Regions from separate parts of the Homo sapiens genome. Here region 2 is linked to region 1. A link is a contact called in ENCODE Hi-C or POLR2A ChIA-PET data. All regions are on one chromosome and are shown on one strand. The core of a region is the stretch at or near the end of the contact, and the rest is flanking DNA. Distances in the headings are between cores, read along the strand shown.

The links. A loop is a pair of places that touch in the nucleus more often than their neighbours do. ChIA-PET counts read pairs that join two places held with the same protein, here RNA polymerase II (POLR2A).
Region 2: a map of chondrocyte shows a loop between it and region 1 (2.5-fold over the local background). The contact joins two enhancer-like sites. A Hi-C loop is called at or near these places in 1 of 168 maps with a recorded cell type or tissue (chondrocyte). POLR2A ChIA-PET finds 5 or more read pairs at or near these places in 3 of 52 experiments (Caco-2, OCI-LY7 and T-cell).

What each region holds. Positions count from the first base shown.
Region 1 is chr1:183,875,505-183,880,586 of GRCh38, forward strand. All of the region lies in intron 4 of RGL1 (ral guanine nucleotide dissociation stimulator like 1), which reads left to right. Among named protein-coding and RNA genes, the nearest start is that of RGL1, 73 kb to the left of the region's middle. Within about 2 kb of position 2,032, at least 19 of the 41 ENCODE cell types and tissues checked have a DNase peak (open chromatin) inside an H3K27ac peak, as active enhancers do.
Region 2 is chr1:183,930,517-183,935,598 of GRCh38, forward strand. It overlaps a transcript of COLGALT2 not described here. Among named protein-coding and RNA genes, the nearest start is that of COLGALT2, 100 kb to the right of the region's middle. Within about 2 kb of position 2,100, at least 14 of the 41 ENCODE cell types and tissues checked have a DNase peak (open chromatin) inside an H3K27ac peak, as active enhancers do.

The DNA.
Region 1 (5,082 bases), core at 782-3,281:
TTTATCTCTCAGCCAAGGTGCATCTGTCTAATGTCTTCTAAGCAGGTGTTATTAGGTGTGATTTCTGGTTGGCTGAGAAATCAATGAGTGGCCAGCTGCGGTGGCTCATGCCTGTAATCCTAGCACTTTGGGAGGCCAAGGCAGGTGGATCACCTGAGGTCAGGAGTTTGAAACCAGCCTGGCCAACATGGTGAAACCTGGTCTCTACTAAAAAGAAAAAAAAAATTAGCCAGGCATGGTGGCACGTGCCTGTAATCCCAGCTACTCGGGAGGCTGAGGCAGGAGAATCGCTTGAACCTGGGAGGCGAAGATTGCAGTGAGCCGAGATTGCGCCACTGCACTCCAGCCTGGGCGACAGCTCTGTCTCAAAAAAAAAAAAAAAAAAAAATCAATGAGTATAGCAGATTTCATCATGCTCCTTTCCCCCAACTCTTTATATTTTTTAGTTTAACAGATCTTTAAGTCCTCTACAAGTGTTTAGCTCTTTCACCGCAGAACCTCTGCCTCATTGCTGCCCCAGAATCCTCATCCCACTGACTCCTAACCCTCAAGATCTCAGCTTTCACATCATTTCCTCAGGGAGATCCTCCCTAAAGCCTTGACCAGGTCAGCTCCCTCTGAAGTTCAGTGCTTCCCTGGGACCCTGGACTTCCTGTATTGTGATGCTCATCGCATAAATTGTTTTTGTGACTCTGGGAAATAAAGGGCACTCAACAAATATTAGTTTAATTGGTGAATGAATTTCTTAGAAGCAAAAGTCCTAGAAGCTGCTTTAGTATGTTTCAAACAGTGACATCTGAGCATGTCTTCCTTCCCCTATAGACGATTGCAGTCGGTTGGAAAAGAATCACACACTACAAAGTTTTGTATGTTGCCAAGAATGCCTGAGGTAGAAAACTCAATTTTGGTTGTCTCCTCTGCTATCAGTTTTGGGCCCCTGGCCTTGGCCACCTACCCGGCATACTTGCCCTTAGGACCGAGGAGTTTTGTTCTGTGAGCCACCAAAGATTACTTTGGAAAAGGAAGTCACATACTGGCTTTTCTCCAGACTGAATTTAGGTTATGTCACAATTGTAATCATCCAGTTTGGCTTCAGGAATTACTTCTGCCTTTACAAGTTATTCAAGAATCATCTCTTGCAGTTAATACTACAGTTTGATGTCTTTGATTTGTCCTAGAGAGGATACCTCAAGGTATATGTATGTGGGCACATATGTGTGTGTGTGTCTTGTGTGTGTGTTCACAGCAGCCATCTTCTTCCAGCAGGCCTGAAGTCACACATGTCATAGCATGGCTTGTATTCTGTGTCATTCTTCCTGTGAGAGGTGGCAGATTCTTTGAGTCAATTCCTGTGAGTGCTGATGGATTTTCGCTGAGCCATTTTACCTTTTCAATCCCTTCCTTCTATGACTTCTGGCAAGTAGTTGTAAGACTGTTGATAATTATGTTTCTCTCCAGGTATCTCAAAATGTCCTTATTGACATTATATCATTTGAAATCACAACTGATCAGTGTCAGGTAGATGAAGAAGGTGTTATTATATCTCTTCCCCAGAGAGGGGGGTCAGTGGAGTTAACTGACCTATCCAGGCTTCCTTAGTTCCCCGGTGGGACAGCCAGGATGAAAGATAGAGTTTTCTTTCTCCAGGTCTCCAAGCGTCCTGTCTTGGTCTGTGTACAGAACCAAGTGGCTTCTGTAGTCTAACAGACATACCAGACCTGTAAATTTGTGACTTCAAACCAGAATTTCCCTTCAGCTGTAAGATTCTTTACATCCCCCCACTCTGTTCTGGTTAATATATAAGTTAGATCTTAGGACTGGAGCCAGGCTGGGTAAGACCGAAAAGCCATTGGCCAGTAATCCTGTTTTTCTTTTCATCATTATTTTGCGATGTTGCTTTCTTTTTTGAAATCTTAAAAGTTTCGCATTTGTATCTGCTTCTAAATCTATCAAGAACGGAAAGTTTCTTCCCAGGACTGGCACACACAAAGCTACTGTGAGCCTTGGGCATGTGTCCAGGCCTTTCCAGAAAGCTTCCCTGCCTGGTGTGCTGAGAAACGCTCTGCCGATGAGGAGGGCAGGGCTCTGCCTCGTGTTCTATTGTGCTGTTTGTGTATGTCTTTCCCTTTCTCTGTTTCTTCGTCCTCCTCCCCCTTCATTCCTCTTTTGTGTGAAAATGCTTTTTTCTGGCTGATTGAGTATCTGAGTTTGTGGTGAACTTTCAAAGCCTTCTTAGGCTAAGCTACAGGAAGGTCACTGTCACAAAGAGTAAAAAAATGTATAGATCGCCAGAGTTCATTAAAAACATCAGATTGAGGAACACAAAATGTCCACCTAAGGGCAAGTCTAATGTGGACGAAGGCTCCTCTTTAGAACTCTCCTAGTTCTTCTGAGGCTGCAGCTCTCCATAGAGGTAAGTGCTGTGTGCCCATCAGAAATACCCACACGAGCATGCAGAGATGGAGGCAAGGATGCACATATTTTGTAGTTGTGACAACCTGAAAATAACTTAAATACCTGCCTTCCAGTAGAAGAATACTTAATTATGGTGTGTCCACATCATGAGAAACAATAAGATAGATCTAGAGGTAATGATGAAGTATCTGTAATATACTGCTCAGTAAAAAAGCCCATGTTGATTTTCTTTCTATCTATCTATCTATCTATCTATCTATCTATCTATCTATCTATCTGTCTATCTTTTTTTTTGGAGATAGGGTCTCGCTCTGTTACCCAGGCTGGAGTGCAGTGGTGTGATCACAGCTCACTGCAGCCTCTATCTCTTGGGTACAATCAATCCACCCACCTCAGCCTCCTGAGCAGCTGGGACTACAGGCGTGTACCACCACACCTGGCTAATTTTCTGTATTTTTTGTAGAGATGGGGTTTCGCCACGTTGCCCTAGCTGGTCTCGAACTCCTGGGCTCAAGCAATAATCCTGTCTCAGCCTCCCAAAGTGCTGGGATTACAGGCGTGAGCCACCACACCTGGCACATATTATGTATATTTAAATATGTATACATATCCACAGAAAAGCCTAGAAGGATATATTCTAACAGTTAACAAAAGGTCCTGGGAATGGGATTAGGATGAAGGGAGAGAGTAGGTATTTTGCTTTTTTAGTTTATGTACATTTGTAAGACTTACTTTTTTGCAATAAATAATGAGTTTTATCATAATAATTAAGGATCACAGGCATTTAAGAAGTGAATAATATATTAGCATCACTGACTCTTACCTGTAATTTTGTGTTTCCGTCTGGGTGTTCTTTTCAGTGAAACACTGTCTTGTTGTTAGGCTGCTACTGTTTTTGACTTGAGTATATGATATGAATTATCACCTCTCCATATCTGTTTTTCCATCAGTGTCATCATAAGAGTATCTTTTCACTGAAATATTAAGAAACATTAAGCAAGTATAGTGGTGTTAATTAGATTAATTCATCCCTCTTTTTAAAGGTGCAAAACTCTTTTTCTGTAAAAGTCAAGCTGATGTAAATGCAAATATCAGGTTTTCAATTAATTTCTGGCTTTCTGGAAGAAAGTGAAATTATTGTTTATCATTTCATTTAATCTGGACTAAATATTTGGAGTATTGAATTATTTCTATGACTTTCATTTGATGGTTTCATGTATCTACTTTAGATGCAGATAATTGAATATTATAGTTCCAAATGCTTTAACGTTCCACATTAGTGAAACAATGATCTACACCATAATGAAAACAGTAACACATTTATTTTCTTTCTGTTTGTACTTCAATTCCAAAAGTTAAGCATTAAATTGGCTTTAGTCATACTTATGCTTTGATGATAGTCCAGCTTCTTGGTGTGAAATCAAGATGTGAAGAAAGTTAGACACACCTGTGAAAGCCCAGCCTTCACTTTCACATATGTGGGTAATAACTTAGTCCAGTTATAGTTTGTTAACTAAAAAAACAATTTCTTTGAAGTATAATTAGGTGATAATGATAATTTTAAAATGTGCTAAAAAATTCTTTTTGGCTGAAAAATTTTGGTAAAGTGTTTAGTTAAGATGAGGTGTTGTGTCTCTGTCAATAAAAGATGCATGGATTAATGTATAGTCCCTGTCATCTTCTCCAGCCTTCAGCAGTGACTATTCCGGGACCGTATGGGGTAACTGGTTGCTAGGCAGGCAGAGTGTTCTGTTCTGTTCTCCTTGTCTGTGGCATGTGATTGAGTCAGGAGTGTTGGTAAAGTCTTCTTTGAAGATGAAGCATAGAATAATAGCATGCAAAACATTTTATCCTTTTTATCCTTCAGCTATTTGTCTCTAGCCTTCAGTGAGTGGGTGCCCCAACCTAAAGACAACATGCTGTGTTATTACTAACATACTGGAGGGAGCTGTGCACATACAAATGACCCTGTCTCTTTTTGTGCCCTGGAACCTTGTCTTCCCCTAGGTGGACTCTGTGACCCACAGAGCCATCAGAAGAAATCACCTTTGCTTATCAAGTTTTTGTTCTTTATCTTTTAAAGACATAACTTCTCTACCTACTGTTTCTGCTACTTGAAACATATTCCTCTCATTGTAATTTGAGAAACAAAAGGATAATTTTATGAGGACATTTTCAGTGTTCATGCTGAAGCCCTGGTGATCCTTGTCAACTTGAATTTATGCATTTATCTTTCCACACTCAGGCACTTCCTTTCATCAGATGGATTTCTGGCCTACCGGCAGTCAGTTATTTCCTAACATATTAGGTGGCAGATTTTGTGGGATTTAATTTGAGCATAATCTTATTGTGTACAGATTGCTTTGAAGTTTCTTCAGGACTCACTAAACCTTCTACACATCAATTTTTCTGCCCTGTATGGGTTTTTCCAAAGTTTAGCCTCCTTAAAACAAACAAACAACAACAACAAAAAACCTTATCAGTTTCACTGCAGCACTCCACTTAAAACAATAAAGTTTAGTTTGTTTTCAAGTGCTTTAAATCCATTGATGTTTCTAGGAACTTTTGGATGAATGATCTGTTGACCACCCACCCAAGTTTCCAGGGGTGCCCCTGGGGTCCACCCTGGTGTCCAGGGATTGCTTTGCCTCCCCACAGCCAGTTGGG
Region 2 (5,082 bases), core at 850-3,349, 55 kb after region 1:
TAGCTGGGACTACATCCGCAAGCCACCAATGCCCTGCTAATTTTTTCTTTTTCTTTTTTTTTTTTTTTTTTTTTGTATTTTTTATACAGATAGGGTCTTGCCATGATTCCCAGGCTGGTCTCAAACTCCTGAGCTCAAAGCGATCTGCCTGCCTTGGCCTCCCAAAGTGCTGGGATTACAGGCATGAGCCACCACGCCCAGCCAATCTAATTTATTTTTAATTTTTAACATACAGTCACTCACCAACAATTTATTTTCTTCTGATGTGGTTCCTACTTTGATGACACTAGGAGCTACTTTACAGATGTAGTTGTAAGTCAGGTTAAAAAAAGAAACCTAGGAAATGTAAAGTATTTACACAAAACCCAACAGATCAAATAGGAGCCAGGCAAATTTAATTATTTTAGACTCACAATTTGGCAACCATTATTGGGTGTGGTTTCTCAACATCTCTACCCAGAAACCTTTGTGGAAGCAAGTTTCTTACTTAAAATTTCAAGGAATCCAATGTATGTAATGTTTTCTTAAGAGTTTGAAGGCACCTTACAAATCATGTAGTCAGTGGCCTCGTATTATAGATATGAGGCTGAGACACAGAACAGTTAAGTTGCCCAAGTTTTAGGGACAGAGCTCTGGATCATCAAACCCCACTCTGAGCATATCACACTGGGCCAGGCACTGAATGGAGGAGGCTCTCCTGACAGACACTTCCACAGCCTCACGGAACTGGAGAGAATCCCTGGGATCTGTGGGCTCCATCCCCAGCCTTCCAGTCACATGAATTCCCACAAACTATCTCGGTCAGCTGGGCACCTGGTTGGTTCTTTGAAGTGTCTGAGGAACATTCTACTGAGGGTCAGAGCACTGCCACCTACTATCCTGAGCATCATTTCCATCCCACAGATGAGGAAATGGCCAAAAAGATGATTATTGTGAGTTAGCACCCCAGCTGGATTGGAATCCATTTCTGATCTGTAGTCTCGGGTGTTCCCCGGGGGTGCCTGCAGCGGGAGAAACTCCTAGGAGAGGCATCAACTGACAGGAGTTAACAAAGGAGGAGCAGATGGGACTGGGGCTTGAGTGGCGTTCAGGAGAGCCAGTTTTAAGACCACCTGGATCAGCCTCCCTGTAAGCCAGTTATCAGTATCCAAGTGCTTTAACACAGGCTTCTCAGAAGAAATCATTTTTATTCCTACCATTATTTCATACCAAAGCATCATTATGTGCTACAGTTCCAATTTCTTACACAAGAATGAAAAGGGTTACCAATGCAGCAAGTTAAAAAAAAAAAAAAAGAAGAAGAAGACTGAATGATTTAAGCTGTTTCTGAATTGTTCCTGCCATAAAAAAAAAAAAAAAAAATCAAGGCACCAGTTTTGAAATGGGAGAAGCATTCTAAATGAGACTGTTAGCTTGCCCTTTGACATCGATTTCTGATCCTCATTTATTCAGTATCTAACATCCAAGTCTGCAGAAATATGTTATCTGAGAGTTTGCAGTATGACCAGCTGAATAATCAGTATATGAGGTTTCACAGGGGAGACAGACATGGGTTAGAAGTGCCAGCTTTATGTATCAGGCTGTGTGTGTGTGTGGTGAGACAGAGTGCAAGAGTGAGAGATTAAAACATTAAATTTTACTGAGAAAACAAGAAATGAGACACATTATCCCCCAGCAGCTTGGAAGTGGATGCAGTTTGGTGAGATCTGACTGCCTCGGTCTGACTCCCAGGCCACTTACTACCTTAGGCAAGTTGCTTCCCTTAGCTCTTTGCCTTATCTGAAAGATAGAGATTAATGAATAGTTCCTACTTCTTGAGGTTCATGCTGTATTAAACTACACAGCACACGTAGGGAAAGTGCGGTTCACTTTGGTGCATGATACAAGAGTTAGTTGCTGTTATTCCTGGGAAGCTTCTGGCCTAAGGGAAGTCATGTCTTCAAAGAAGCCCTCCAACCTCCTCCCGGGAGGAGCCAAATGGTCCAGACGTGAAACTCTTAGAGGTGGGGCTTCCACGTGTGGAACGGCACCCTGCGAAAAGCTAAGCCTGCTTGCTGCTCTGGGGAGAGACTGACTCACGGAGCTGGAGGGCGTCCAGGGCTCCTGCAGCTTGTTCCACGGCTGGGGTCCAAAAAGGCTCACAGAGACGGGGATGTGGGCCCGGCGCAGCCTCCCTGGCCAGCCTGCAGGCTTTGCAGTGGGCACTCTCGCTGGACGGGCTGTGACAGGAGAGGCTGGCTGATGTCAAGCAGCCCTGGGCCGGAGTGTCCCTCTCAGGGCCTGAGAGATCGGCCACCACACAGAGCTGGCAGCGATTCCCATGAGTCCCCACCTCCTTGGGTGGATTTTTCTCACCAGAAACTCTGCTCCCTGCTCCTGGGTACCCCCTTCTGTGTCTGTCCACAGTCCCTGTGTCTTTCCTACAGGAAGGGGTTCTCGACTCTGGTTCCAGAGGCCCTGTCCAGGGACAATGGAGATGCTTGATTGTGAGTTATTGCTCTTCCCCAAGCATTGGGGGCACTGGACATTTCACTTGTTCCTGTGCAAGCGGTTCAACTCAACACCAACTCAATCTCTCCCATAGTTGCAGACTTAAAAGGATAAAACTCTAAGGACAAGGCTGTCACCACTTCCATTTGAAGCCTCCCTCCTACCACACTATTTTCCCCATTGGTTCCCTCTCCTCTTTCTTGGCCTGTGCACTGGCATCACTGTCTCCAGCGATGGGCTTGCATTAGTCTCTTCTCCCCACTCCTTGCACTTCTCTCCCAGACTGTGCTCTGAGCACCAGGACTTTGCTCCGTGTGTGGTGCGCTAGAAGCTGCCTCTTTCCTCTCCCCTCGGATTCTCAACAGGCTTGCACCACTCTGTCCCTTGCACTCAACTCTGCTCATGGTTTCCTCCCCTGAGCTAGGCCTGAGCAACAATATCATCCCCTTCAAGTCTTCACAATTTATGCTAGCAATTTTTAAAAGCAGTTAAAGCCCTTCAGGCCACACCATCAAAATGCCTGGACAACTGAACTCCTGTCTGGGGGTCTGTTCCAAACTTCTCATTTCCTTTTGGGAGAAGAAACTGTCGCTGATTAATTTCCAAGCATCTAAGAACAGAGAGAGAGAGAGAGCTGCCCACTCCACTTTGAAAATCAAATTCCCCCACTAGTAAGAGCCCAGACATCCACCCAGCCACCCGTGGAATAGGAAACCCCCATCAAAGCCTTGCCAGGTCCATGGGGGCAGAGCTAGTGCTCTGTGGGCCCTAGGATTGCTCAGACATGGTAAGTTTACTAAAGCACCTGTTCCAGAGAAGCCAGGCTGGAGAATTACAGGGACGGGCATAAAAACAAACTCCATAAATTAAAAATAAAGAGAAGGCAATCCTCAGAGACGATTCTTCATTCTTTCCACTCTTTTTGAGGGCAGATGGGAGGATGGATGGCTTTGGATTGGAAGCAACACAGCTGGTGTCACAGAGGCTACTGAACAAAGATCAGCTCACATATTAGCACATCCATGGGTGGAAGCAAAATACTAGGGCATTTCAGTAATTCACAGAGCAGAAAGGAAGCCACTCTTCTGCCCAGCAACAAAGTTTAATGGAGCCATTCCACCACTTACCTTGGAACCCCATTCAGTGTCTGACAATTCTGTCAATGAATTCTTCCTGAAAGCTCACCTAAACTCCTCTTGCTCTGTCCCTGGGATAAGAGGGAGCACCATTTTTCACGTAATCTTTTGTAATATAATGTACTAAAATCTACCATCATTACTTCTCTCTTCTCCAAGCAGGTACAAAAGGACATTGTCCACACTTTGGTTCTTGTCTCAGCTGCCCTACACTGACTTAGGGCCGCGGGCTCACAGGGAAGCCCCTCATATGCCCCTCCTCTCCTGCTGGCCTTCCTCCCTCAGCTGCATTTAATTGAAGGACAGCCGGTTCCCCTGAAATAATAAACATCACCACAAAACATCATGTGGGCGTGACATTTCCAAAGCTGTCTACTCTTAGTTTTCAGAACGTGTCACCCCTTACATGCTATTTTCTTCTCATATAGCCAGCCTCATTTTAACTTTACTTTGTCATTATTTAACTCCTTAGTGAATTAACTTCTGTCAGGGAGATCACTTCTGGATCATTTCTTTCCTCTGTTTAGTTGGCAAGAATGTCTCAAAAGCACGTTATAGAAAGCCTCCTGGGAAGACACATCTTTATTTTATAGTTACTAGCGGGAGGGATTTGCTCCAATCATAAGGGAAAAACCATAAGATTCCCAAATTTGTAGCTGAGTGGGAATATTTCTTGTTTTGGACATCAACATTTTACTGGAAGCCTCTGTATTATCTGTCAAGATGGTAACCAAACTTAGAATTCTCCCAGAAATGCTGGGCTCTGTGCTTATGATGAGACAGCCCTGAGAAGGAGACAGCCCTGAGAGGGAGGCAGCCAACTTGCCTTGCCAGCATGATTGTGTCTCAGTCTTGTTTGTTATCAACCCCAACACATGCCTAACTCTTCTGCCCTACTGAGTTCCCATGAATCCCACTTTGGCCCTTTCATAGTCCTGTCAGGCAATGCCTGGACAGCATCTCCACCCACTGTGCCCAGCCCTCCTCCCTCTTCTGAACTCCAATTCATCCTCCAAAACCCAACCCAAATGTCACCTTCTCAGCAGAGCTGCCCTGACAGTCCTCCTCTGCCCATTTTGTTCATCTCTGAAATAAAACCATCCTGTTTGGCAGCCACCTGCTTTATGTTGCTCCTCCATTGGACTGCGGGCCCCACACAGCAGTAGGGACCTTACCTACTTCTCTGAGCATCTCAGTGCCCAGCACAAAGCCTGCAGCAAGGCAGTGTTCACAGCCTGGTTTTTGAGATTAGGGGTAAGCTTGATCTAAAAATTCAAGCAGTCACTGAGATCAACAAGGATTTTCTTTTTGTTGCTGCTGTTATTTTTCCCCAGGAAAAAGCTCTTTGGCCTTGGACTGGTATCACAGTATCTCAGTATCTTTTGATGAACGGATAGGCTGACCTGTAGCACAAAATGCAAGATGGACACCTCCACTCCCTCCCAGTGGGGGCTCT